Regions from separate parts of the Mus musculus genome. Here all the other regions are linked to region 1. A link is a loop called in an ENCODE intact Hi-C map of the cell type or tissue named here. Cell type or tissue: left cerebral cortex. All regions are shown on one strand. Region 1 has its middle 29 kb from the start of Gm31753. Region 2 overlaps Gm31870 (a long non-coding RNA gene). Region 3 overlaps Lamb3 (laminin, beta 3). Region 4 overlaps Plxna2 (plexin A2). Region 5 has its middle 2.7 kb from the start of Plxna2. Region 6 has its middle 66 kb from the start of Gm31870. Region 7 has its middle 63 kb from the start of Mir205hg.

Evidence for each region. A loop is a pair of places that touch in the nucleus more often than their neighbours do. Peaks named below come from ENCODE experiments on the same cell type or tissue, not always from the same donor. Only the 100,000 strongest peaks of a DNase experiment are listed, where the experiment ranks them.
Region 2: a loop joins it to region 1, with 2.0 times the contacts of the local background. A loop is called at or near these places in 16 of 42 quality-filtered maps.
Region 3: a loop joins it to region 1, with 3 times the contacts of the local background. A loop is called at or near these places in 3 of 42 quality-filtered maps.
Region 4: it touches region 1 in a loop (5-fold over the local background); 2 of 42 quality-filtered maps call a loop at or near these places.
Region 5: it touches region 1 in a loop (9-fold over the local background); 4 of 42 quality-filtered maps call a loop at or near these places.
Region 6: a loop joins it to region 1, with 6 times the contacts of the local background. A loop is called at or near these places in 16 of 42 quality-filtered maps.
Region 7: a loop joins it to region 1, with 2.6 times the contacts of the local background. A loop is called at or near these places in 15 of 42 quality-filtered maps.

Annotation. Positions count from the first base shown.
Region 1 is chr1:193,447,878-193,451,877 of GRCm38, reverse strand. No RefSeq gene overlaps it. Among named protein-coding and RNA genes, the nearest start is that of Gm31753, 29 kb to the left of the region's middle. RefSeq lists an enhancer at 1,693-2,549. In left cerebral cortex, a CTCF peak has its summit at 2,154 (motif pointing left); DNase peaks (open chromatin) are centred at 2,174 and 2,363; H3K27ac peaks cover 1,570 bases.
Region 2 is chr1:193,697,212-193,701,211 of GRCm38, reverse strand. The region is part of intron 2 of Gm31870 (a long non-coding RNA gene); the gene reads right to left. Among named protein-coding and RNA genes, the nearest start is that of Gm31870, 44 kb to the right of the region's middle. In left cerebral cortex, a CTCF peak has its summit at 2,159; DNase peaks (open chromatin) are centred at 817 and 2,139.
Region 3 is chr1:193,328,220-193,332,219 of GRCm38, reverse strand. Lamb3 (laminin, beta 3) reads right to left here. Exons shown (of 23, transcript NM_008484.2): 10 at 3,397-3,585; 11 at 2,025-2,180; 12 at 1,276-1,472; 13 at 813-924; 14 at 1-97. Among named protein-coding and RNA genes, the nearest start is that of Gm51741, 13 kb to the left of the region's middle. In left cerebral cortex, a CTCF peak has its summit at 1,873; a DNase peak (open chromatin) is centred at 1,840; H3K27ac peaks cover 301 bases.
Region 4 is chr1:194,683,740-194,687,739 of GRCm38, reverse strand. All of the region lies in intron 3 of Plxna2 (plexin A2), which reads right to left. Gm46202 (a long non-coding RNA gene) reads left to right here. Exons shown (of 4, transcript XR_001779695.2): 2 at 598-732; 3 at 838-951; 4 at 2,218-2,741. Among named protein-coding and RNA genes, the nearest start is that of Gm46202, 34 kb to the left of the region's middle. In left cerebral cortex, no CTCF peak of the experiment used is centred here; a DNase peak (open chromatin) is centred at 1,603; H3K27ac peaks cover 1,401 bases.
Region 5 is chr1:194,615,093-194,619,092 of GRCm38, reverse strand. No RefSeq gene overlaps it. Among named protein-coding and RNA genes, the nearest start is that of Plxna2, 2.7 kb to the left of the region's middle. In left cerebral cortex, CTCF peaks have their summits at 173 (motif pointing left) and 2,413 (motif pointing left); DNase peaks (open chromatin) are centred at 177 and 1,415; H3K4me3 peaks cover 162 bases; H3K27ac peaks cover 162 bases.
Region 6 is chr1:193,587,647-193,591,646 of GRCm38, reverse strand. No RefSeq gene overlaps it. Among named protein-coding and RNA genes, the nearest start is that of Gm31870, 66 kb to the left of the region's middle. In left cerebral cortex, a CTCF peak has its summit at 2,413 (motif pointing right); DNase peaks (open chromatin) are centred at 2,423, 2,801, 3,379, 3,581 and 1 more place; H3K27ac peaks cover 1,715 bases.
Region 7 is chr1:193,570,971-193,574,970 of GRCm38, reverse strand. No RefSeq gene overlaps it. Among named protein-coding and RNA genes, the nearest start is that of Mir205hg, 63 kb to the right of the region's middle. In left cerebral cortex, no CTCF peak of the experiment used is centred here; a DNase peak (open chromatin) is centred at 1,941.

The sequences.
Region 1 (4,000 bases):
GTATTTCACCAGAGGCTCTGGGAGGTGCCTCATGGATGCCTTGATTTAGACACCAGCCGTGAGAGACTATATTCTTATTTAAGCCACCAAGCTGTGAGGCTGTGTTAAGGCAGCCCTTATCAGGCAGAGGGTAGTCAGTGTGTCTGCAGAAATCATGATGGGTGGGGGGAGGGGAGCAGGAGGGGAGGAAGAAGGGGGAGAGAGATTTCAATGGTTCTTATACCAGGATGAATCATCCACTACAGAGAGCTCAAAGCCACAGGGGGTGTGAGCAGAAATTCCCCAAAGAAGAGTGTAATAGAGTTGGGTACTGCAAAGCAGGCCTATGGAGCAAAGCTTTGCCCTCATCCTAATCAAAACCACCTCTGCTCCCAGCAAAGAGAAACGACAGATGCAGTGTGTACCAGAAACATGTTAAAGAGGGGAAGAACCAAAGAATACCTTAGCCACCCAGCTGGCCCAGAGGGAGGGCATCCTAAGGACTCTAGAGTTTCCATTTTAATTCTAGAATGGGCTTGGGAAAATCTAGATAAATTGCTTCCCAGTAAGAAAAAAAAGAGAAAAAGGAAGGAGTTTTCCTGGTATAAGAAACTGTAAGTCATCTCCCAGCACACGTTCTGCCAAAGAGACCTGCACCCATCTAGACCTGGTCTTCCAGAATCCTAGCAAGCTGGGCTCTGAGTGGATGCCAGGGAACTGATGTTCAGGACTCACTCCCAACCTCCAGGACCCTTGGGGCAGAGACAAGCAGTCAGAGACCGAGGGAGCAGGAAGGCTTGCTTCATTCAGTCCTTCTCAAGGAGCCTGCACACACACACACACACACACACACACACACACACACACACATCATCCTGTCGAATAGGGGTGGGCCACCACGTTGCTTAGCTACAGGGGCTCTGTGAGGGAATGTGGCCCAGGTGTATGTACAGAGAGGTTTCCTAACTTTGTCTTTCAAACCACCCCTCACTAACCCCACATGGATTCTCTCATGGATGCTTAGGAAATGTCATTTGTCAGCTCTTCCCCCACCAGGTGGGAGAGGCTTCATGTCATGTTCCTTTATCTTCCCACTACAACCCTCTCCATGGTGCACCAGGGCCATTGATTTTATCTTTGACATTCTCTGCTTGAAACTCTGCTTGAAACATATTTCCTTCGTAGCAAAGCCCACATCATATTCGGCTATGAAACACCCATGCCCAGGAAAATGCCCAGTGTGTCAGAGTTCCTCTTGTGAGGTCTGGCAAACAAGCTGATTAATTAATTGATGAGTTTACCAGTGTTGATCGTTACGAGCTCTTGGAGTCAAGTGTCTGGCGCTTACAGAATTCTGTGACCTGGCACTTTACAGATTTGTAGCTCATCTGTCCTTAGCCACCAGCATACAGGAGGGAAGGAGGGCGTGGGGACAGGAGGAAGGACCTTCAAAGCTCTACGCCCCTAGGCGATCACCTGGGGTGCATCAGTCACTGTGGATAGCTCTCAGATCTTATGTCAGGGAGGCACAAAAGCCCAGGAAGGGAATGGTACATCAGGCCCTTCCATGTTCACCCTGTGGCTGTGCTTCTAAATGAAGGAAAACTGAGCAAGAGAAAAAAAAAAGAAAGAAAAAACCAAAAAAACAAAAAACTTCTGAACTCAGACAAGGTGATAATAAAAGACAACCAGGGTTTTATGAAGATGGCCCTGGACAAAGAGGTAGCAGATGGTGTCTGACTCAGTTCCAATACTTTGCATCTTCAGTGAGGTATTGTAGCCTCTTAGAGCCTCCAAAACTGGGCTAGTAATCCTGCCCTAGGTCCTCAGGTGGCTGCCCAACTATTCTGCCTAACAACTCTGCTACAGGCCCTCCAGCAGCTGCCCAGCCATCCTGAACGACTCTAAAGAGACACCCTCAGGAAATACAAGGCTCGGAATTTTCTCTATCTTAAAGTGACTTCCGGAGCCCCCAGGACAGTTATTTTAGAAAAGGTTGAAAGTAAGTTTTCAGGCCTGTGGGCTAATGCACTTCCCTCCGAAAAGAGTGATTCTTAGAGGCGCTCAGAAGCTGGGAAGCTAGCCATAAATAAGGCTTATCTGGCCTGTCCTGCATTGCCAAAATTCTTTTGTTCTGAAATTTAAACAAAGACAGACCTGATGTTTTACTGACCCCTTGTGGACATAAGAGGAAATGGATTTTTCCGGCAGATTTGTATCTCCTGTCATGACTAAGGAAGCCCAACTTTCAACCTCACTGGCCTGATGGAATCCCACAAACTCTTCCATCATCATCCCAGGACTCCCAACTCCTACCCCAGGCACTGGCAGCCATCTCCACTGACCAGCTAACTGGCACTTCAGTCTGTCTGGAGAGCCACTTGACAGCACAATGCTAGATAAGGAAGGCACTGGCATAGTCCCAGGAAGCCATTACAGCACAGACTGGAGTTCCTTCCCTGCCAGAGACTCTGACTGGAGTAGGGAGCGCTGGGGATCTACATCTTACCAAGCAGCAATTCTGATTCCGTGTATTGTTCTGCAGGACCAACCTGAAAATGTCAACATGCTCAAGGTCCCTCCTCTCAGCAGTGAGGAAATTAAGACATTAAAGGGCTGTTCAGTCAGGACTGCCAATAAAGCATGTAAAAATCAATAAAGTCACACAAGCATGAAGGCCTGGGTTTGGTCTCACACCCAGGTAAAAGTTGAACATTATCCTAGTCTGCCTTCTATTGCTGTGATAACCACCACGGCCCAAAGTAGCCTGGGGGAAGGGGTTTGTTTGGCTTATACATCCTTACCTCAGACTATTATTGAAGGAAGTCAGGGCAGGAACTCAAGCAGGAGCAGGGGCAGGAACTATGTGGGAGTGCTGCTTAGCGGCTGTTCTTAGGCCCACAGTTATCTTACCTTTCTTATACAGTCCAGAACCACCTGCCTAGGGATGGTACCACCCACAGTGGGCTGGGCCTTCCCACATCAATCATTAATCAGGAAAATGCTCTACAGATGTACCCATAGGCCAATTCAATGGAGGTGTTTTCTCAGTTGCAGTTCCTCTCCCCAGATATGACTAGGTTTGTGTAAGTTGACAAAACTAAACAGTACAGGACTTATGATGGGCTATGGTCCCAGCACTGGGTTGGGCCAACAGTTGTGGTGGGCCTATGGTCCCAGCACTGAGGTAGACCAACAATTATGGTGGGCCTATGGTCCCAGCACTGGGGTGGGGCAACAAGAGGATCCCTAGGGCTCACTGGACAGCTAGCTTAGCCTTATTTGTGAGTACCAGGTTCAGTGAGAGACCTTGTCTCAAAAAAAACCAATGTAGGGCTCTTGAAGAATCACACCCAGGATGACCTCTGTCATCCGTCCATGTGTGTGTGTGTGTGTGTGTGTGTGTGTGTGTGTACATGTAATCACAGGTATCTGAGGAGGCCAAAGGCAACGGGTAAAGTTGGAGTTATAAACAGCTTTAAGTCACTCATTGTGGATGCTGGGAACTAAACTTTGGGCCTCTGGGAGAGCAGCTACTGCTCTTAACCTCAGAGCCACCTTTGATAGTCTTTATTCTGTAACCTCTTTATTCTATGGTGTAAGAGGTTACACTGGGGTCTACCAGGAGGCCACCCACCCCACCTTATAGGTGTGAAAATGGAGGCTGAGAAAGATGAAATGATAGGCAACAAAAGGCTTCAAGTTAGTGTACTTTAAACCTGAATGTCCCCCACTGCACCAATCCAATCCTATAACACTCAACCCTGATGCAACTGAAAAGCTGTCGAATTCTACACTATGTGATTCTATAGGTTAAAATTTCCTCTTGCTCTGTGGAATGAACTAAGGCCAAAGCCATGGGTATGCTTTATACCTCCGTGCATATATTACAATATGTCACATGTGATACCCATTTGCTATGCTGCAATACATTCTCAGGGAATCCAGCAAAACCGTAGCTTTAGGGTCTGCAGGCATGCTCGTACATGCATATGTCTGCACGGTCTCAAATATATGCATG
Region 2 (4,000 bases), 250 kb before region 1:
ACCACGGATGACAGTTTCACAGATGGAGATCTCACACGAGTCTGAAGAAGGCAAAGTAGCTTTGCAGAATACAGGGCAGACAGAACATGTTCAGATGCAGTGTGCATCAGAAACTGAGCTGCTGATGGTGCTGACCAGTTGTGATGCATAGTGGAAGGGGGGGCTGGGGAGGCTAGGCAGGGGTGTCCTGCTGTTCACTGTTTCCTATCTTAACCAGCCTTGCCTCTGGATCTCATGTCATTGTGACCTGTGGGACCTTGGGCTGAAGGGGTAAGGGCTTCAGGGCACTAATTCTAAAAGCAGGAAAGCCTCTCGGGAAACTGAAGGTGAGAGTTACAGCAAGGGTGAAAACAGCCAGAAGCCAGGACCTGTCCAGTGTCAGTGACTCGGGAGCCACGGCACTGACTCTTCCACTTTAGACGCAGTTTTCATCTTCTTTCCCTCTCTCTGTCCCTCCCTCCCTCCCCTCTCCCTCTTCCTTATTTCCCCATCATACCCCAGCATGTATGTTAAAGACTTTCTCCTCTGGTTTTCTCATCTATAATCTGAGAAACATGGTTGTCAAAACAATATGACTATGCAGGAACCCAATTTCAGAGACAAAATGCCTGCTGGGAATTCTTGGATGAACAGAGGTTTCATGCTGTGTCCACTCTGGAACATTCTACTGAGGCCATGGGGTTGGACAATACTGGAATCTTCTCGGATCAGATTTGTTAGAGGGATGTTTTTAACATGGCTACTTCCCTGCAGCCTGCACATAAATGGCCAGCACCCATCAGGCACCATATGGTAGAGAGTAGGCAGTCCTGTGCATGGCTCCTCCTCCCTGGCCCCAATTCATGATGGTAGGGAGATGTTTACAGCTCTGAGGACACAAGAACATGTTGTAATGCCATGTGGTCCTTAGAGAAAGGCAAGCGTCTGCATGGTATTCATCAGAGCATCTAATAACTTCAATGTCAGAAAGTGTTTTCTGGTGTCTGACCCGCTATAGTCTAAACTCCCTTTAGAGAACATGAAGTATTCTTGTGATCACAGATCCAAAGACAGCTACTAACTGTTCCTAAAATGCATCCCCTTTAATCAAGCTCTGAAGAAAAGACAGCTTTGTAGCAACTACTCTGGTGGTTCTAAAGAGTCTGAAACCAAGTTTATGTGAATAGGAGTTTGATACTCAGAATCCAGGAAGATAAGTAAGAAGAGAGCAAACCCATATTGGCATCAGAGCTCAGGGACAGTGAGCTGACTGCTTCTGAACTCTCAGCCCTGGGCACAGCAGCAGCAGATCACACATCCTCCCTGCTCTAGTCCCACTGTGCTAGATAGAGGGCTTGGGCTGGCCTGAGCCTCCAGCTGCCCTTATTTCTTTAGGTTGAAAATAGAATCCACAGTAGAACTGCTATCCACAGACCTGCCTGCCTTCCATTAGGGCTGTGAGGGGCTGTGGGAGAATAGCCATATTACAACACCCTGCTCCTCCCACTCAGTTACTTTACACTGGTTGGTGAATTAGTGTCTGACCCATGATGGTTCCAGAACTATAGCGCCTAGAAATGGGACCCTAGAGCTCACTCAGTGCCTTGGATGAAATCCAGGGCTGTGCTTGGCTCTGAGGAAACTTGGGCCCCAAAGCACATTGCCCTCCAGAAAGGATGGACAACATGAATATGTGGCATATACCAGAGCACCTTAAGTGCTAAATACAGAAAGGGAAAAACAAACACCCCAGGAATTCGATAGCAGGCCTAGAACCGGCAATGGCAGCTCAAACAGGGGTGTCAGCTACAAGTGTTAAAGACCCATGTGGAAAAAGAATGGTCCTAGATGCCTGTGAGGGGCTAGAATGGCACAAGGATAGCATGTTGTTGGGACTATGGTTTTGCTGTGGACCCATACAGGTCAAGGAAGCACAAGCCTCAACACACACCACCACCACCACCACCACCACCACCACCACCACCACCACCACCACACACAAATACATACAGACACACAGACACACACACAGTCACATGCACATGCACACATCGCCTGCAAACTCTACCTCCCAGACAAGTTACAAGCAAAACACAGCCTTAGCTGGGTTCTGCTGTCTTTAAGTTTGAAGCCCAGCTGGTGAGCTCTGTGCGACCTCTTGCGATTGCTCCTGGAAGTGCAGTCCTTGGGAGCAGCTGGCCACCACATCCAAATGGACTGTGCGTAGTTAAGCTGTCAGGTCTAATGTATTTATTTGACTCTCTGCTGTTAAAATGATTCCTCTACAGCACTGCGGTTATTTACGACTATTGTCAGTACAAGACGATGAGAAGGCAGCAGAACAAAACAACAGGAGTGAAGAGAGGGTCTGCCTGCAAGACTGAGGGCCATCCTTGGGCCTCTGCTGGGTTTATTTACTCAGTCTCCAGTGTAGCTCATCCACAACAAAGAGCCACAGTCTTCATCCATCCCATAGGCAAATCATGAGCTACTGGCCCTGTGAGGACACTCCTGGCCACTGCATGTATCTACAGAGGACTCCTGGGTAGACCTTTAAGTGTGTCTCTTATTCAGTGCAGGTGAATTTGAAATAAGAGAGCCAGAGACACAGGTGGTGCATCTTTCTTTCTTTGTATGCTCCTGGTTCTCAAAAATGTTGTCTGGGGTGCAAGATCACATCAATTGAAAACGTGTTTAAAATATAAATTTCCTCCAGCACTAGACCTAACACATGCGAATTTCTGGAAGGAGAGAGCCCAGTGCTCGGTCTTCCAAGAGAGTCTGATGCTGCTCCTCTAGAGATTCAGGCTCCAGAGTATACCGTGAAGGAAAGGGTTTCCAGAGGGAATTCTGGTAGCCCCTGCCTTGGTGTTTGCTCCTTTTGGTTTTGACAGTCTCCTAGAAACCAACTATGTCCTAACCAACCCTGGCTGTCTTGGGAAAATGTCCTTTCTAATCTTCATGATCCTAGATCATGTGCACGCATATAGATGTGACCTGTGCATGACAGGGGGGGTGATAGGGAGGGGGCATCCTTGCACTGAGTGGCCATTGAGAAACAACGCAATGTCTGCCAGGGTGACAATGGTGGGCTTGGGGATTATCAAGAAAGGGCCAGATGGATTCAGACAGGGCGGGTTCTTAACCACCATGACCAGTATCAACAGACTCTGTTAATGTATCTTGTAACAACATCCTTTTCACATCTGCCTGCCCTGATAGAGTCTCAGCATCATATTGTATCTATGCATAGGATGGATCACTATCACTAGCTGTCAGAAGTCTTGCTTAGACAGAGCCTCTGTGGTTGATAACCCATAGTACAAGAAACTGAGCAGCATCTCAATGCCTCAGGCTTCTCATCTAAAAGGCAATCGCTTCCTCAATTTTCATATAAATTATCCTACTCACCCCTTAGTAGGAAGAACAGATCTGCCTAGATGATACCTAACAGATGAAGTGAAAGAACAGGGAGAAGTGAATGTGAACAGAGAGGCCAAGTCATAAACCAAAGGTCACACAGAGAGCAGGTGGTGGAATAGAGACAGGAGTCCTGATCACTTGAGGCCAGTGCTGACAGATCTTTATGAGACAAATTCATGTAAAACTGAGATGCAAAAGATGGCTGTTATCATTTTCATTTTTGGAAAGGTAACCAGAGGAAATCCCAGGATCCCATCTTCTGAATACAAATTCAGGAAACAAAAATAACAAACCGTAAAGTCCTTCTGGAAAAAAAAAATCAATAATATCAAAAAGAAATTAAAATAAAAGCAGATAAACATTCTGTTATCAAGATTGAGAGAAATTGTAAAAAGACTAGAGACAGTATAGGACCAGTATCATCCTCTTGGGAGACACATCTGTGTTCATAAAAGGTACAGTTCTGACAGCAGGAACTGACGGTCTATTTATCCTGGAGACAGGCACAGCATCTCGTCTATTTAGCATTTATATAGTGCTTGTCTCCTCATTGCCAAGTTGCCTGCTAGGAACCGGAGTCAGAGCAGGACCTGGGGCC
Region 3 (4,000 bases), 120 kb after region 1:
TCACAGCGGGGCCCGGTAAAGCCAGGGCGGCAGAGGCAACGGCCTGAGGCTTTGTCACAGCCAGGACCCTCTGTTCCTCTGAAGTCACAGTCACAAGCTAGAAACAGGGAGAAATGACACTCAGAGGCTGGGGCCAGCAAGGGGTATAGGGACGTGGAAAGGATGAAGAAATTGGGCCTGCTTACGTGACATAGACTATTTGTTGACATCAGCTAGAGCAAAGCCAGCCTTGGCAGGGACTGACAGAAAGCTTGTCCCCTGCACCTACCGCGCCAGTCACGTTCCCAGATACACTTTTACATGCATGTGAACCTATCTGATCTGCATATCATAGTCTGGTTTCCTGCTTTTGTTTAAGAGGTGACCATGGCACAGAAGGGGCCCAGTGCACAGCACCTCCCTCCACCTTAAGAGCAGGAAGTATGAGAGGGGCAAACTGCTTAGACCCCACAAGGCAGAGCTGAGACCAAGGCTGGTCATTAGACTCCAGTTCTATGCCACTGCTGATATATAAGCACTCCAGGGAAGCACTCCAGTCCCCAGCTCCCAAGATGCATTTTCTCCACTGCTGCTGGCCACTACTCTCAGGGAGTGGGAGCAAAGCCCCCTGCCTCTCACCTTAGAATGTGAGGAGCTACCTTAGTTAACCTGATCCAGACACAGGGAGGCCAGGCAGTCTTCAAGTATAGATACTCACAGGGCTAGCCAGGCTATCAATATTCACCTTCCAACCATATCAAGGCCCTTCAACCAAGCACCCCTTATCCCTCCCCTCTACATGCCTGCTGCATGATCATGTAATAAGCACGTACCTCGGCACCCTGTGGCCACGTGTCCATAGGTCTGGTCAGGACACTGGCGGATGGCTGCAGAACTACACGTGAGGCCGCCAAACCCTTCCCGACAAGGACACTGTCCTGTAAACTGAATAAAGAGAATGCCATGGGGAACCCTTCTGGTCTTTGCTTCTGGGGACTGTGCCCCACACCTGGTGCTCTATAGACCTGGTACTCCCCAAAACTAGGGCTCCCACTCAAAGACAAGCCCAAAGTCAAGTTATAGCAACGAGTTCCAGAAGGTATGGGAAACAAGCTCGGCCCAAGGCTGAGAACTACAGAGGGAGGGAGAGCTGGTGGCCTCCCCCAAGGGGAAAGGGGACGGATGTAGCTTGGCCTGGCTGTAGGAAGGCCAGAGAACAGTGTAAAGGAGAGATGAGAGACACTGGAGGGTAGGATCCCTCTGTGACTGAAGAGCCCCAGGGCCTGTCACTCATACCTGGTTGCACTGGGAGCTTAGGGAGTTGCGAGGGTCACAGGCACAGGGCTCGCAGCCCAGGCCGCTGGCCAGCTTCCAGTGGGAAGGGGCACACTGGTCACATTTGGGGCCCACTACATTGGGCAGACACAAGCAGCGTCCGGTTTCCTCCTCACAAGGCATATCTTTCCGGGCACCTAAGATACTGCAGTCACAGGCTGTGGGAGGGAGGAAGGGCTGGTGAGCATAGGTAGACTCCTGAAAAGAGGCTGGCCCCCCCGGGGGGGGGGATGCACCAGAGAGGGCCCAGCACTGGAAAAGCACCTGCCCTCTGACTTACTGGAGAGAGTAACCCCAGGGACCCTTCCTACCAAGCTCTGCTTGGCCCTGCCTCAGGGTACTGTGTCCCAGACTCTCACTCTGCAAACAGAATTCAAGGCTAATGCTGTACAGAGCCGGTACATCGCTCTAAAGTTGAGCTCTGCAATGAGACCAGACTGAAGTCACAGGGCTTGCTCATAAGGCCACTGCGCCTTCCCAGCCACCTGGCGGTTTGGCAGCCGGCCTGCCCACCCTGGCACTGGCTGACTCAAACCCACCTTCCAACCCAGGCCTGTGCTGCCACTTACTGGAGGACTGTGGTGAAGCACACATGCACGGAGCAGGGCTCCCTGTGAGGAGAACACTCCAGAGACAAGGCTCGGTCTGGTAGCTGCACCTCCGACAGCCCATGTCACCCCACCCCACACCTTCCTGGGACTGCTACTCACCATGGCAGCCCTTCGGGTTGGCGAAGGTGAGCCCGGTGAAGCCAGGCTTGCAAAGGTCGCAGCGCTCTCCTTGCACGTACTCTTTGCACACACACTGGCCCGTCAGTCGGTCACAGGGAGCTCCCTGGACTGCTCCATCTGGATCACACTCACAGGCTGAGTGGCAGGAACAAAGGAAAATTAGAGCTCAGGGGACATGCCAGGATAGCCTGCTCCAAGTCCCCCAGTCTCCTGACCCCAGGCAAGCACGGAACCCTTGGTGCCTGTCTCCCCGTCTGTCACGTGAGAAAAGGACATTCTTTCTGGGCAGTAAATAGTGAATGCAGGTAGGACAGTGCCTGACTCCTATCAGGGAGCATGCTTTCCCTTGCTTCTGTGGTCATCACTTCCTGAGTGACTACCATGACTACTCTCACAGACTGCCCTGCCCAATCTGCACGACATCCTCAAAAGGCGGAAGGTGCCATACAGCGAGGAAAACAGTGCTTGCCGATGTTAGCATCCTGGAGGTTGTCCTCGGGACTGGGGAAGCAGACTAGTCTGTCTCACTAGTTCTGTCCAGCTACTGAGCTTCTCCTGCCTGTGCCTGGACTCCTTCGTGCCTCACAAAACTCAAGGCTCCTTTGTCCACAAGGTTTTTCCTGATCAAACTGGCCTGAAACACTTGTTCTAACCTGTTTGTCAGCAGTTTTCAGCCTGTGCATCACAATCCCTTTGGGTTCAATGAGCCTTTTACAGGGGTCACATATCAGATGTCTTGCACGACAAATATTTGTATTACAATTCATAACAGTAGCAAAATTACAGTTATGAAGTGAAAACGAAAATAGTTCTGTGGTCGAGGGTCACCACAACATGAGGAACTGTATTGAAGGGTCACAGCCTTAGAAGATTGAGAACCACTGTCCCATGTGAATCCAGTGGCCTGGTGGGCATGTTAAGCCATTCCATTATTCAGTCAACAAATACTCAACCACAGGGATTTACCAGCCATTGTACTGGGACTGAAGGATTAAGATATAATCTCATGGTAGAGGAGTTCTCAACACTGGGGAAACAGAAAAACAAAAGGGGTGGATTTGCACCCCTTGGTTTCACAATGTGTGTGCACCCCAAAGGCAGGAGCTGTTCTTGTGCTTTCTTCTCTCTGCACCCAAAAGAAAGGCTGAATACCGATCAGCAAGTCATTGCTTGATGGCCCAGAGACCAGAGAGGGTAAGCGATTTACTCAGCAGAGCACAGCTAAGTTAAAACAGCCCACAAGTCCTTCCTTGAGACCAAATTTTCATTCCTCCTTGGTGGCCTTCATGTCCCCAGAGACAAACTGGGGAGAAAGAGTGGACAGTCATCTGTCCCTGAAGCTACTACTCACGAATACAAGTCTCATGAATGGGAGCGCTGGGTCGTCTATTCCGGAAATAGTGTAGCTGACAGCGCTCGCAGTTCTTGCCCTCGGTGTGGTCCCGGCAGTTGTCACACACACCTCCATTTGTCCCCTGGCTGGCAGCAAACACAGCTGGGTCGAAGTGGCAGGTCTCTGAGTGCCCATTGCAGTCACACCCTAGACGGGGAGATCCAAGGTTGACTCCATGAGGCAACACAGACCACCATAGCAGACACCATAGATAGCATTAGCATCTCTATCGTCTCTTCAAGATGGCAGAGCAAGGAACTGAGGCCCGGTTTCAAAGGAGGCTTGGGAAGGGTTGCATGATGGGGAAGAGGGCTGAGTGGACAAGCTCCCAGACCTCCCAACTCCCTTTTGGGATGGACTCCACATGAAAAGGAGGCCCTCCATGCACTCAAGCCCTCCACATAATCACAGATGGGTCTCTGCTACTTTGTGATCTGCACAGACAAAGGCTCTGTATCCAAGGACCATTGGGTTTAGAGATGTGATCACTGGGAGCCAGATGTGTCTGCCACAGAGCAAGGAGCCTGGAGGGGCCAGTGGCTCTGGAAGCTTCAGCAGGGAC
Region 4 (4,000 bases), 1.2 Mb before region 1:
ATTCAAACCATCACATCTGGTGAAGATGTGTAACAATAGAGGACTTTGAGCCAGCCTTGCTCTCTCTGGGTATAGCTGCCTTATGGTTCATGCAAGAAGTAGTGCTAGAAATGGCTAAGAGCAAAATTCAGAGCCAAGCTCTCCAAGATGGATTCAGGTTACTGGTGCTTGTGCATCCAATTATTTCATATAAAAACTTCTAAGCAGATATATCTAAAGTACTCAGGATATGAGCAGGTGCAGGAAGTATTAGATGTGTCCTCTAGCATTTCAGCCATTTTTCCATGACACCAGGGATATGGGATTGGTAAGGCTTCTGAAAGTCTCTTGAAAAATCCCATAATTCTAGTTTCTTATACTGTGAACCATGGTTACATTTTAGACTTTATCTAGGATTTGCTGAATGCTTACCATGTGTGAATGTATTATCTTAATTGTCTTAATTATCTTGAAACAAGCTCTGTAAGCCCCATGTTATATTCATCAAGAGCTAATACAAGGAAGTCTCAGAGAATCCCAGTGAAGTTCTCAGTATCAAATAGCAGATATGTGGCACAGTGAAACTCTCCTGTGGTTCAGCCTAGTCTCTCTCTGCAGTGGGACAAAGGAACAGACTGATCTTTGGTGCATAGCTGTCTCATCTGCAGAAGATGTAAGGACAACTCAGTGCCTCCCACGATTCAGCCAGATCAAGGGCTGGAGTTAAGTGTGTGTGCTGAGCCCATCTCAAGGGTAAGTGGAGGGCTTGCCAATAAAAATGTTACCAGCTGAACCAGCATTAACTAGCCATATTGGGAATGAGATGAGGGGAACTAACGCTAATCCCCTCATTACCAGCTTGACCTGCAAGAGGGCAGCCAGTTAGGACTCAGGCAACATCTGTTACTGCAGCCTGCTCAACTCTCATTCCTGGAAAATGTTGCCTGAGCACAAGCATTCCACAGCACACATGTGAGTATGCATGGAGACACTGTGAGATTGTGTGCATCCATGCAGATGCTGTTATGCAGGGACTATTTTGCATGTGCAAACACTGGAGACGTGTACATATATGAAAACACAGTGTGCATGCATGTATACACTGTATACATATATGTAGATATTGCATACATATAGACATTGCCTGTGTGAAAACATTGTGTGTGCACATTGTGACTCAGTGTGCCCATGTGCAGATACTATATGTAAACATACACAGATACTGTGCATTCATGTGTAGCCATGTGTGTTAATGCAGACATTTTTGTGCATACATTTAGATACCATGTGTATGTGTACTGTGAGAAGTTATAGATACATGTACATACATAACACTGAAATACATACATCATTGAAAGAAGTAGAGACCCAAAGGTTCAGCCCTTTGAAAACAAAAGAGAAGTTAGCAGAATACATGTGTCGGGCCAAATGTCTCTTGGGGAAGAGTTCTCAGATTGTTAGTCTTGCAGTTACAATATAATTGGGTTTTTTTTTTTCAAATGTGTCCATAGTTTGCCTATTACTGCAAGGGCTGTACCTACCACCTTGTACCAGCTACTTTTAGCAAGAAGCTTGAAATGTGGGAAAGAAGGAGGTGGAGACTTGGAAAGTCCTGGCAACTATTTGCTTGGGGGATGGTGGGGAACAACTCACTGGAGTACTGTTCTATTCTTGCAGAGATACCAGGGGGAGGAGGGGGAGGAGGAGAAACACAGAAGGTAGAGTCATAAGGATCATCAGTTGGTGAAGATAGGAGGGAGCAGGGGCTATTAGAGGGAGGGAGGCACGGTCCAGCTCCCTGCATGTTCATCAGCCAGATGTGGAGATAAGGAGGAGACGGTCTAAGGCAGAGCACAGAATGGAAACTGGGAAGGAAGGGTAGAAGAGACAGGTGACAAAGTCTGCATATCTAAGCCATCAGTGGCAAGTGAGAGGAATTTCCATGCCCTTGTTAGGAAGACGCCAAGATTCCAGAAGTTGATAGGCATTAAGCTGACTGGGCAGACAGTAAGTTCTGCCAGTCTTCCAGTGCTGGTATTACTATCATGAACCACTATACTTGACCTCTTCTCCTTGGGTGTTGGGGATGAAACGCATGGCCTCATGCTTGTAAGGCGTACATTTTATTGACTACTGAGCCATCTCCCTACTCCTTTGCTTGCTTTGAGGTTCTCCCAGGCCTATTCCTAGGAGGTTACCATACACCTTAATAGCCTTTCAGCTTCCTCTTTTTTTCAGGCAATCAAGCTGGTGTCCCGTGTTCTTCCTCAGTGTCTTTGAGATGTAAGGGAAATTGGATTTGGCTCCTGCTAATCTGAAACCTGCCCAGTACTGGAAATTCTCTGGCCTGGTTTGGCCTGTTACTACTGTTTTGGGAAAGCTGGAAGAGCCGGGAGCCAGCTGTGGTTAGTACTTTGAACACTAACGACTTTGTAGAAGTTCCTGAATGCCTTAGAAACAGATCACCATGGCTATCCACCATCTCACCTCAGAGAAAGGATGGCTGACTCAGCAGAAGCTGGGAAGTGCTACCTGGAGACTCCTCCCTGAAGAGGATATAGAATCTAAAGTGATACCTTCTGGGGAGAAGGCTAAGGGGAAGATAGAGATGAGGCGATGGAGAGGACACATTATGCTCTTATTGTTCATACTGGCCCACTAATTCCAGCTGATCATCTCACAATGATAAGGTCTCAAGCATAGAAGGTTGACGCTCCTTTCTGAGGAGTTACCCCCCTCCCCTCTACTGCATCATTCCAGTTCTGGTAGGTCTTATGGGTCTACAACACCTAGGAAGGGACAGAAGCTATTGACTTGAAGGAAGACTCAATAATGTGACCTTGGAAAGATCCTATCAGGGCAAAGAAAGCCCCTTAACAACAAAGAGGTGAAGTCTCTTGTTTCTTTGGTTTTGCCCTTGGCTTTAAGGCCTGAGGTAGAGGCCTGAAGCAACAATGTTTTCAACAGTAACCCACATTCTCCTGGTAAATGGGCCAGAAGCCTGAGAAGGCTAATTGGGTACTACTGCAATTCATAGACTCAATGAGAGATAAGGCCCTGGGGTGCAGAGGTCAGTTTTGATGGAGGGTTAAGAAAGATAATCTTCGGGGCTGGTGAGATGGCTCAGTGGGTAAGAGTACCCGACTGCTCTTCCATAGGTCCGGAGTTCAAATCCCAGCAACCACATGGTGGCTCACAACCATCCGTAACGAGATCTGACGCCCTCTTCTGGTGTGTCTGAAGACAGCTACAGTGTACTTACATATAATAAATAAATAAATCTTTAAAAAAAAATAAAAAAATAATAAAAAATAAAAAAATAAATAAGTAAAAATAAAAAGAAAGATAATCTTCCTCAGAGTGTGTAACCAAGCCTGACAACCAGAGGCTGAAGTCTGACAATTGAAAGACACCTAGAGGCTTAGGTGGGGTTACAGGGTGGAACCAGATTGATTTCTTATTCATGGTAGTTTGTCCCTGTCTGAAGCCACTTTTCAGACCCTTTCCCTACTTCTGCTTGGTACTTTTAAGCTTTAGTTTGATCTAAGGTCATAGTGACTGCTAAATACAAGAGGAAAAGAGGAGTCTGCCATTTCACAAGTGAGGAGGTGGAAGTCAGAGGAGTCATTAGTGGCTATAGCATACTTGATCAGAGTCAGGTTTGGATCTATAGAGGCTGTCTATGACCTCTATATTTCTCCAGGCTTGCACATAACAAAATCTGTCTTACCTTATGGAGCAAGAAACTTTGCCACCCTGAGTGTGAGCTCTTAGACCATATACAGCGTGGTTATAGCTGTGATAGGGTCAGGGACATAGGCTCCAACAAGGATGGATCATCAGAATTTTGATGGAAGCAGGAAAGCTTTAAGAATAATGTCCTCAGGTGGGCTAGACTGTGAAGGGAGTCTAGGCAAATAGAATGTTCTAGAGTGAACCTAGACTTTTCATAATTGTCCATTTGAATATGCCCCTACTTATTGAAAGACCTCAGTGGTTCCCCTTGGTTATTAAAAGACAG
Region 5 (4,000 bases), 1.2 Mb before region 1:
TCCGCGCTCACGGGTCTTGATTCCTTGGTTCGTAGTCTGTGAATCTGCAACTGCGGCTACGGCTTTCCCGCGAGGGCCTGTGCAAGCTATACCCCTGCAAGGTCTCAGGGTCTTCGAATTCCCCGATGGAGATTGAACACACCGAGTTTACTCAACACATCAAAGTGTCTGACAAATGTCCCCTACTGCCCTCTTGTGGCCATACTCTTCACCGGTATAAAAAGAAAGAGGGATGTGGGATGCTTCTGAAAGCATATAAAAACAGTTGACTGAATTCTCAGTAGGAGAGAGAGAGAGAGAGAGAGAGAGAGAGAGAGAGAGAGAGAGAGAGGAAGAAGAAGAAGAAGAAGAAGAAAGAGGAGGAGGAGGAGAAGAGAAGAGAAGAGAAGAGAAGAGAAGAGAAGAGAAGAGAAGAGAAGAGAAGAGAAGAGAAGAGAAGATCACTTTCATCAACTATATTAGAGACACGGGATTTTGGGATGTAGAGTTGGCTGTTTGGTAGTTTGGTTGGTTTGGTTTTCTTCACTATGTATCTCTGGCTGTCCTGGAACTCCTTACTACAAACCATAGTGGCTAAGACCTCACAAAAATGTGCTTGCCTCTGCCTCCCAAGTGCTAGACTCAAAAATATATGCCACCACACTGGATACCTGGTCCAATTAGCTATTCTTAAAAACAAAACATGGTTACCTCATTTAAAAACTCTTAAATTAATCAATTCATTAATTGCCTAAAATTTGTTTCCGGTAAGTTTCACTAGCTGTTGCCAATTTTGTCCTTTGGAGCCACAAAGAATCTGAATTCTGTGATGCACACCTATCTTGTCCTTTGAATTTATGTAACATTTATTTTTGATAAAATGCCCAGTGATTCTCACATTTATTCTTCCTCTATTATTGTTTATGTCTGCATGTGAGTGTGTCTTCCCTCTTTACACAAATGATCGTTATTCTTTATTTCTGAGTACGCTGGATTGAAGGCACAATTTGTTAAGGAAGATAAAGGGAAGGTGCTATCAGATTCTGTTACACTTTTGCCATGTTTTTAATGAGAGGAACAACAGTCTAGCCAGCTTCCCCTGAGACCATCCTTAGTAGAGCAAGGTAAGTGATAAAGCTCTCTGTTGAATATAGGGCCTTTAATTCTAAATCAAGTGCTGTATGACTATGTGTGTGTTGTGTCTTATCTCTTGCCTCTTCTCAGTGCCTCAATTTAATCTCATTTTTGAGATGATTACAATACAATTTAAATAATTTCAGTTACACATCCCCACCCCTGTGATCTAGAAATAAACCCTTAAATGAAGAATGGGGGGTACATTAAATGAAAGTGACTCCTCCACATATACCCATCCTGTTCTTTTCTCCCCACACTTGCCCTGCCTGTCATGAATAAAGGAAGAGAGAGGGAGAGTGTGGGAGAAAGAACACCTACAGACAGATCACACTGCAGGCTGGGTGACATGATGCCACCCTACTCCCACATTGCCACTGAGCATCATCTGAAAATGGAGCCAGTTAAGGATGTGACTTCAGAAGCCTAATCTATGAGGTACCTGGAAGCAGCACCCTTGTCTTTCCTAGGTGACCCCAACTTTCCCATTTCTAAGATGAGATTCTAACTTGAAATCTCCAGGAACCTGGTAGGTTAAAACCAGATGTGGAGGTATTTGAAGAATTGATAGTATCCTTAAAATGGAAAGCTGTTGATATGAATCTTATTAGTTGTTGTGTGACAAAACTTTTCATAGGTAGATGCAACACACATCTACTCACTCCAGCTAGGGATCTCTTGACAATCCAAAGCACAGACACTACCAAAGTCCAACTTGGTGAACCAATGAGTTTTGTTGGGGTTGCTGACAGAAGTATGAGAGAGAGGTGACCTACAGGCAGAAATTACTCAAAGCAGCTGCATCACCAAGGTCTGCTCCAGCACAGATGCCAGCTGGGAAAGCCTGGAACACAGTGCACAGCCTGCAGCAGCCCAGCAGGTTGGAAGTGTCCTTTCCAATCACTCTGGCCTAAACCTCTTCAGCACTCAGCTGGTTTGACTCTTTGCAGCTCAGTTTCCTCCCATCTGAAGCAGGCTCTCTCGGCTTTTATTGCTTACTCTGGCAGACAGACACCTAGTGGATCTAGTCAGTTTCAGGGACTTCCTGAAGCTATTTTGAGTTATTTACCTTCCTGCATAAGGAGGGTCCTACAGGATGGAATGTTTTTGTTTGGGAGAAGACTGTTACACAACATTAGATAAGCACATAGTTACACTTTAAGAATTAAGATAATTGTGAGCTGGAGAGATGGTTCAGTGGTTAAGAGCACTGACTATTCTTCCAAATGTCCTGAGTTTAATTCCCAGCAACCACATGGTGGCTCACAACCATCTGTAAAGGGATCTGATGCCCTCTTCTGGTGTATATGGAAACAGCTACAGTGTACTCATATAAATAAAATAAATCTCAAAAAAAAAAAAAAGTTAAGATAATCAATAGAACCCATGCATGGCACTGCTCTGGTGGCCAAGAACATGAGACAGGATAGGCCATGATGGGCCTAGATGAAAACCAAACACTATTGTTCTGCTCAAGGAGCATAGTAACAAAATTATTTCTACTGACATTCTGTTATACCAAAGCACGTATTAACTCACAGAGACTGGTAGCATGCATAGGGCCTGCACATGTTCAGTCCAGATGGGGTCCCTGTCCTAAGAAGGGGAAGTAGACAGAAACTTCCACACCCAACAAAGAAGCTATCTCCAATTATCATTCACTTGCAAATTAGAGCTGTTGGTATTCTAATGCTAATTGTGTCCCCCCAAACTGCTTGCATGAGAGGGTCTGCAGTACCTTCTGCAACAAATGCTCCCAATTAATTCTGATTGGTAAATAAAAATGAAAGCAGCCAATAGCTGGTGAGAAGAGAAAGAGGTGGGGTTTTGTGCTTGGGACCTTGAGGAGGAGGAGGAGGAGGAGGAGGAGGAGGAGGAGGAGGAGGAGGAGAAGGAGGGAAGAGAGCAGAGCTGCCTTGTAAAGAGACCAAGAGAATGCAGCCCAGAGGGTTGCTCAATTGGGTCTAGAGCCAAGATAGAACATAGAAATTAGTAAGTAGTAACTCAGAATTATCAGTGGGAGGTAGATTTAGCAACATGGAGGCTAGGCGGTGGCCAGCTATTGTGCTGCTTAAGGCATATTAAAATATAATGACTGTGTTTGTGTTTTTCATTCGGGAACATAAACCATTGAGGCGGGTAGTAATCCCACACCGGGATTTATTAAAAATATTATTACTACTGCAAAGGAAAAATTTGTTTTCTCCAGTGAAGCCTCATTGGGTATATTAACCATATTTAAGGGTAGTTCCCATGTCCAGCAGGAGATGGCCAACACAAAAGGACCTCAATAGTATTTTTGTAAATGTGTCTCATTTTGCTTTGTTTTTGTTCTTTTGTTTTTGTTGTTGTTGTCTTTTAAAGTTTTTTGTTTGTCTTACTGACCTTTTGCTTGTATAACATGGCTTCTGGTTTCTTAATGGGTTTTGTTTGTTGTGTGCCTTATTTTTTTGTTTTGTTTTAATTTTTTTCTTTTTGCCCTTTTTTGTTTTCTAAAGAGAGAGAAAGAAAGGATATGAAGTTGGGTGGGTAGGGAGTTGTAAAGAATTTGGTGGGAGTTGCAGAAGGGGAAACTGTGATCAGAATATAATATATGTAAAATTCAATAAAAAAGAATTAAGATCATCACTGTTGGCTCCTGAGTTTTACAGGTGACAGTAATGTCCATAGCCTCAAGCCTTTAAAGGTGCTGAGCTAACCTATCTAGACCATCATTCATTTGACCACAAAGTAATAAGAGCAACTTTATTATATTTCTTCCTTCAGTAGAACTGTATATAGTACATAATTATCTCTTTAGAACACTTACAATTTTAGTTGATACATAATAATTGTACATATTTATAGGGTGTAATGTGACATTTCACTATATGTAACATGTCATGAT
Region 6 (4,000 bases), 140 kb before region 1:
GACATATCTGCATAGTTTGCTCTTGCCTACCACTAGGCTAATATTGCCGTTGCTTTCTTGGTTTACTTCATGTCTAATAGGTTTATTCAATACATATTTATTGTGATGAGTTCTGAACAACAGTGGCTGCATCTCCATCTTCAAGGGGCCAACATTCTGGGAATGGTGCAGTCTCTCATCAGTTTTGAGCCACTACAGCTGTTGAAAGATGGTTGAGATGAGGGTTACCCCTAACTTGCTGTCTCTCTTATATAATGTATAAGTTCCATCTCACTCAGCAAAGCATCTTGAAGACAGGAAGTGTCTCTCTCCAATATGTGCTTTCACTCTGGACTTCCTCTGTCCCCTACATGCTGTAGTGATTCTCCAACTACTGTTGGCTGTTTGTGCAATTTCCCCATCTAGCAGCAAGGGCACACACAATCATACTAGCTGTGACCATCAGCATCCTACTCTAATCCCTGTCCACAGCAGAACTTCTGAAGAACTACAGAGCCAGGGACATCTACAGGGAATCTGGGCTTGGCATTACAGTGACTGTAGCCAACTACAGTCTATAGGGGATCTGGGCTTGGCATTACACCTAAACTTTCCAGTAATCCCAGAAAGTCTGAGGGTATCCTGGGCTAGCAAACGCTAAAACTTCAGCTCAAAGGTGCAAGCTAGTAGAGATGGTACAGCCTGTCAAAAGTTAAGTGGGGTAACTTCTTGCTACCTCAGGGCTCAGGCTTGGGTTTCCTTCTGACTCCACTCATTTCTGCCTTTAATCCATTCACAACAGGTTTGATCAGAGTGAGCCTGACTGTTAAGAATAAATGTGGAAAGATCAGCATGGAACATGGGCCTCTAGCCTCTTCGCTGGCCTCCTTTCTCAGCTGTTCCCAGGTTCCCCCCCCCCCCTCCCCGAGCATTTCTTCCCACAACACAGCAGGGCCGTTCATGGCTATTTGTGCAATTACTCCATCTCTGCCCTACACCACTTCTCCCTCTAGCAAAGCCCATTCTTCCTTTCATACCCACATCAAAGAATTCTTCCTCTGAGCAGCCTTCCCTGGCTCCTCTGGAGAGCAGCTCCCTCCTCCAGGCGTCTGTGGTGCTTCCTATAATCACAGAGTCCCTGGACTTGTCCGCCTGTCATCTAGTCTCTGTTTATTCCCCTTCCTGCCCCTGAGGGCAGAGCAGAGTTCTTTTTCACCTGCCTTCCTTCAGGGAGCACAACACTGAGCCTGCATATCATATGGTTGGGAAAGCTCTAACTGAATATGGTTGGGAAAGCTCTAACTGAATGGTAAATGACTTCTCTCTCTTCCACACTCCCTCCCCATTAACTCATACCCAGTGAGGCAGGAAGATCCATCTACTCAGCTGCAGGATAGAGGAAAGGCTCTCCACAGCAACGCAAAGCCAGACACCAGGGTTACAGTGACCATGGCCCAAGATGTTACTAACAGAAATGCAATTTTCAGATTGTCTTCATGTGGCTTGTTAATGTGATAATTAGCTAACTGTGTAATGTAAAGCAGGCTGGCTATGAGCTGGCCCCTCTCAGAGGTGAAACAAATGAAAGAGTGTGCCTGCACAACCAACACACAAACATAAACAAGGTATTAAACATCCCCCTCCAGTCTTAAAAAAGCAGGAATAAGAGCTTTATCCCCAAAGCAATTGTCTTTCTTCTCCTTTCTCTTACTCTCCCCACCCGTAAGCACTTTAGAGAAAGGTGTGATGTTGCTCTCACAGATAAATAGTAACCAAACTATGATGATGCGAATGTGATCATATCTCGATGACAAAGGGGAATTAAAGGTGGATTCTTTTACTGATTCTGAGCAGTTTACTGATCCTGAGCAGCGGGCTCTCGTAACTGCTCACTGTATCAACCGGTTAGTCATTCTCCTCATTATCTTTAATGTCTTATTAGCAGGCTTCATTCATCTGGTTTTTATCTGTTTCACTGGAAGCAGTTTTAATCTCATTTCAGTGGCACTGATAAGCCTGTTAGTTTGCACAAATTGGTTTTGGTGACAATGTGTAGATAGTTATAATGTGTGGTTTCCAAACAGAAAAGAGAAATCTATTTAGGTCCAAAGAGACAGGTGGAGAGAGGGGAGCTGAGGCAGTTGAGACAGGAAAATAGAAAAGAAGAAAAAATGGAACAGGAAAAAACAGATTAATTGCTACTGCCCCCCCCCCACTTGCCACCCCTACTACCATCCCCTCACAACCATCCCTCCCACTGTCACCTCTCTCACTTCCATCTCCCTCTGTAACCTTCCTACCACCTCTTCTCTCCCCAACCCCACACCACTCCCTCACTACCCCTTACTACTGTTCCACTCTTCTCGATGTTAACAATCCCCCTCCCCCCATCTGCCACTAAATGCCAACGGTGATAGCAGAGTCCTAGCACAAGGTGGCGCGCCTGAGCCAACAGCATCTCTTATCATCCCTAGGAGAGCCCACATGCAACTGGCAGAGAATCTGTCCTCTGTGATTTGCACCCCAACCTGAGAACCCAAGTCTCAGTTTCTTAGTTTGCACTCTGAATTGGTTCCCTTCCAAAGTTCCCCTGCTCCAGGCACTGACACCGGACTGTCTCTGTGGCCAGCCCAGTTAAATGCAGATGTGTGGTCCTCTCGTGGTTAGATGGGCCTCATTGTTCTCAGTGAGGAGGTATCAAGTGCACGGGTTAACATAAATATAGCTCCTTGCTGCCCAGAGTATGAGTCCTCTTCTAGAGAATCGATAGCCACCACATAAACAGCAAGGCAGAGACTGGAAAGGCTCCAAAGCTTTCTTTCTGATTTTTCTCTGCTGCTGCTGCCAGGCAGTGAGGTTGTGTCTCAATGCAAGGGTCCCTTTCTCGGGAGCTTTTATCTTAGAACTATGTCAGAAATGATTTAAAATCAAAATTCCACATCACATGGCCTAACCCCTACTTGATTTACTCATCACAATGGGGGGCGGGGAGCATTCTCTTCAGAAGAATGTAAAGCTTCCTTGCAGGCTCAGAGTGTGTTGTTTCTGAGGCAAGCAAGCAGGAGCTGTACAGAGACCGGAGCTGCCACAGGGGTTGGGGTGGGAGGGCCCTAACAATATTCTAATGTCTCAGCTGAGGAGCATGCCACAGCTTGATTTCCAGGCTCCCGGCATTCCACAAATGTCCAGTCCCTGCCTCAGATTCATCCTCACAGCCCCAAATGTTGCTATGAAGTTGGCTGGTGGGAGTCTAAAGTAGATTTTACTCTTTTTCAGAGACCAAGAAAGCTACATCATCCTCTAAACTTAAGCAAATGTCAGCTACCATCTATTTTAGAATCTGAAACTCTTTACCAGGTATTTCAAGTAAACTAAATCGAGAAATCTCACGTTCCCTCTTTAAAACTCATTCCCCTGTCTCCAGCTTAAAAGCACACCCACCCTGTAATTACTCTGTGTCTCGGGGTGAGGTTTAAAGTCTAGCTTCTGATTGAGCCTTCTGGGAGACATGGAATCCAGCAGAGACACAGATGTCCAACACCTGCCTTAAGCATTCAGGAGAGTGGCATCCTCCTGTCTCAACCTAGTTGCCATCGGGCAGTCTGTGTCATCGGTGCCTTGGAGAGCTCCTCATGATCTAGAAATGTGTTGGTTGCTATGCAACTTCAGTGTCTCCTTCAAATGCACATGAAAGCACAGGATAACAGAAAGCTCGCCTTGGGTCCTGTGAGTCTGGCCTCCATAATTACCCATCCCCAATAGGGACATGTTGGGTTCTCACATGGTCTGACAGGAGCATGGCCTTTGTAGGGCAGGTTTGTATTTCACAAGCCAGTACCAAATATCACCACAGCAATGCCAAAATGCCAGGGAGCCTGCTATGAGGCTGTTCTGAAAGTCCTGGTAGACACTGGGGCTTATGTGTGTGTGTGTTTGTGCAGACCCTGACCCAGCCTTAAAACATGCTACCAAGTCCTCGAAACAAAGTGCAATTCTCACCAATAAGGTCCCACTAACAGTG
Region 7 (4,000 bases), 120 kb before region 1:
AAAGGTTGTGGCTAAAGTCAGGGCGAGCGAGCGTGTAAGGCCATACTTGAGTAAGGACCCCACCTCTCTGCCACAGGTCAGCACTGGTATCTCCCAAAGCGATTATGGTTTAACTGGATTCCACAGGCTTGTGTGTCGAATGCTTAAATCCCAACTGCTGATGCTATCTGGGGAGGCTCTGGCAACTTTAGAAAGTAGGGATTCACTGGAGGAAGTAAGTCAATGGAGGTGTGCCTTCTAAACATTGTAGTTGGTCCCTTCCTCAGTCTGATTCCTGCTTGTGATGACATATCCAATCTCCTCTTCCACACACTCCTCTGCCTTGATGTTCAGCCTCACAAAAGGGCCCAGGAGCACACAGACAAATGACCACAGATGAGCTGAAACTTCTGAAACCCTGAGCCAAAAGAAATCTCCTGCCCCACTAGGTTGTTTCTGTGTGGTGTTTGGTCCTAGCAAAAATATAAGCAATGTGGCCACCTTGAGAGATTCCACAGGGACCTGCCAATACAATATATGAGAAAATGCAAACAAAGCCAGCCTATGTTCTCCCCCACAAAGCCTCCCACGACTCCTCACTTGGTAAAACAATTATCTAAGGAGAGTTGAATTCAAAAAACACTGGGACAATAGGACAACCCTTTCTTGCTCAGTCATGCCCTGAGGCCCTAAATATCTTCTCTGTAAACTAGCCAAGGGCATTATCAGAGCATGTGGAACTGGGATCCTGCTGAGACTGAAACAGGTACCCCCAGCACACCAAGGACCCCACTACCACTTCAGAGCAGGGTTTGTGGTAGCTCTACATATTGGTATGTGTCCAAATGCTGACACTGAAGAACTGGGCTTCAGTGAAGAGGGCCAGCTTTCCTTAAGCTCTACATACAGAAGGCAACAAAGATATCAGCCTTGAGTGCCCACAGCTGAGAAAAAGATGTTCCCAGAAGCTTCTAGAATCCTAGTCATGCCTTTGCCCATTCAAAGCATGTAGTAGCTATGGGCTAGCTAGCTGCTGAGTGGCAGGGACAGAGAGGTGAGCCAAGTAAATACAGATTCCTGGCTTTCCAGGGTTAAAAAGAGACTGTTCTAACAGCTAAAAGCATTCTGGGAGCAAAGTTCAAGCAGTTTAATTCTTCTTACAGAGCCTCGATCAGTCTACAAGTGGCCCAGAACATTCTACAACTTAATTGTGGTCTGAGGAGGCTTGTCCCTGAACTAGACCCTTCCCCATCTCTTTTCTGCCTTCTACCCAATAACCCCATTAAGGGCAATAGGCTTTGTTAAAATTATTGCTTGTTTGATTTTTAAGATAGGGCCTCACTGAGTAGTTAGCCAAACTCTGTTTTTCTGCCTCTGCTTTCCAGAGAATGCTTGTAAAAGGAACAGCACCACACCAGGCTCATGGACACTGCTTTTCAGTCTGAAAGTATGCTGATTCAGTTTGTCGGGATTGCTAACAACAACAACAAACAACAAAACTATCAAAAATGTAGTGTCACAGTTCCAAGGCCATGAGTTTCAACAGGCTGAGAATAAGGCAGGCCTGTGTTGCTTCCTGAGACTCCAAGAAAGACCTTCCTAGGCTGCATCTTCTTCCATTAGCAGTGTAGCCTCTTCAAGTCTCTAGGACTCTGCACTTCTTCCATGCAAAGACCAGGATAACCACACTACCTAGAAATCCCTAATTTGACCACATATGTGAAGTCCTTAAGTCATGTGGCCTCAAACATTCTCAGGATGAGGAAGTGGGATACTGACATTTTGGAGAAAGGATAGCAATCTATTCTATATCATTTTTTGTTCCTGCTTATTACAGAAAAATTGGGAAACACTAAAAAAAAAAATTAAATCATACAAGTTCTCGGTTTCCTCTTTAAATAGAAAACCTGCTAAGTATCCTCTGCTGCACTCTCCTGGCTTTGCAATAGAAGCTGCTGTTCCTCCTCACCCACACATACAGTTTGGCACCTTGGCATTTAAAGACTATGCTGTTGATCTACCCTGTTATCCTGTTATAGCTGATGACTCCATAGCCTCTTTCTAACACAACACCAATACTCTACTGATACTTTGTCTCGTCCACATTTGTATATTTGCCTGATATTTCTTAAGACTGGTCTCAGATTTACAGTAATCCTCTTGCTTCGGCTTCCAAGTACTGGGATTACAGGCCTTCACTACCACGCCTAGTTTTCTGATTAGGGTTATGAATCCATCTTGGCTGTTATTTCTTAGTGACATTTACTCAGACAGAAGGATCATCCCACATGGGGTTGATAGCAGGCTTTAATAGCAACAACTTTGTGTGGCTGTGACCAGAGCCTTGGCAGCCATCGATAATCGGAGTTGTGAGTCAGACCTTAATTCACTGGGTTTTTAAGTACATGGAGTAGCCTTCAGAACAAGGTCTCTGCTTCTTCCTGTTCTGCTGAGATGCCAGGAATCACCTCCTGTTGTCCTGGTAAAAATTTTTAATTAAGTTGCCCCTGTGCTTTGGAGCTGAGATTTTAGGTGATAGAGCCCAGTCCCAGGGAGGTCTTAGCCTACAGGTTCTGCAGTAGTGGATCTGGGAGCGAGGGTCAGGAGAGTAGAAGGAAGAGTAGGCATGACAAAGGCACCTGGCACTCAGCCCACTTCCTAGGGAGGTGCTGGTCCACACCGACCTTGCCTTAAGGCATCGCTGTGGACTTCTTCAGAAAGGACTGCATGATGAGTCTGGGAAAGTGTGGGACAGCCAGGCTGCTCAGGGGGAGACTCTGTTTACCAGACAGAACACCTAAAGACTAGAATTGAAGGTGGCAGAAAATGTGAGTCCCGGGGCTTTTCCTGGAGTGGGGAAGCCTCCTCCTCTCTGGTCTGCAATTTGAGAAGGACAGAGGGGTAAGGAGGTCCCTTGCAAAGGGTGCAGCTCAAAGCAGGAGAGGAAGGAAGCCTGCCTTTCAGTCCACTGACTCCAGCAATGACTGTGGCTCCTCTGCCACACTTTCCTCTGTCCTCCTGCCCACTTTGCCCTCCTCTGCACCTGCTCAAGGATCTGGCTGTCACAGCCCAACTTGTGTTCTCCTTTCTTGCAAAGCTTTCCTCAAAGCCTTCCTTATCTTTCAAGTGCTCCTTCTTTCTCAACTCTAACCTACTACCATTCTGTGGTAGCTTTCATACAAGACGGACTTGAATTCACACTGATTTGTCTGCCTAATTCTTCTGTACCTTTGCCAACTGACATACCAGTTATAAGCCTCAGTTTTCCCCATCTGAAAAATAGAAACCATGTAAGCTCACGTAGGATGCATAAGCACATAAGGGTATATCACTTTTCAAACTGATGAAGATGAATGACATGATGTGTGTGGTAATTGGTCAAACCTCAACATAGGGCAATATCATGACCATCAAAGGTAGGATATATACAAAGTCTTCCAGCATCCCAGAAAGAAAAGAGACCCTGTCTACCAGAGGTGACCGGGGGGGGGGGGGGGGAATGGTAGACAAACAAGCAGTAAGCTACCTGAAGAAGTAAAGGTCCAATGGGTGAAGTTATGGGGAGGACCAGTGTGGAAGAGGGAGCACTGAGAGCTGAGAGCAAATGACAGGAAAGCACCCTGTGTCCAGAAAAAAAGCTCAACAATGCATGAGATAGGTTCTTCCTCTTTTTTCATTTTTACAGCTCTCTGAGCATGAGCTGATATTATTAGAATTATCTCTGAAAGTTCAGTGTGAAGACTGTGCACAGCACAATGTCAAGGGTGTTTCCTGATCAGTTAGAAAGGTAATACAGTTTCCCCTGTTTAAATAAAAATTAAAAAAAAAGAAAAGAAAAGAAAAGAAAAAAAAAAAAAAGAAAAGAAAAGAAAAGAAAAACACCTTCAATTCTGGAGACAATAAAATGGACACAAACTGTATGTCGACTGGAGTTGAGAAAGAAGCATCAGAGAGACTCAGTCCTTGAGACCTGGATTTGGTGCCATTGCCCAAGTATACAGAAACCTTTGGGGAACATTTG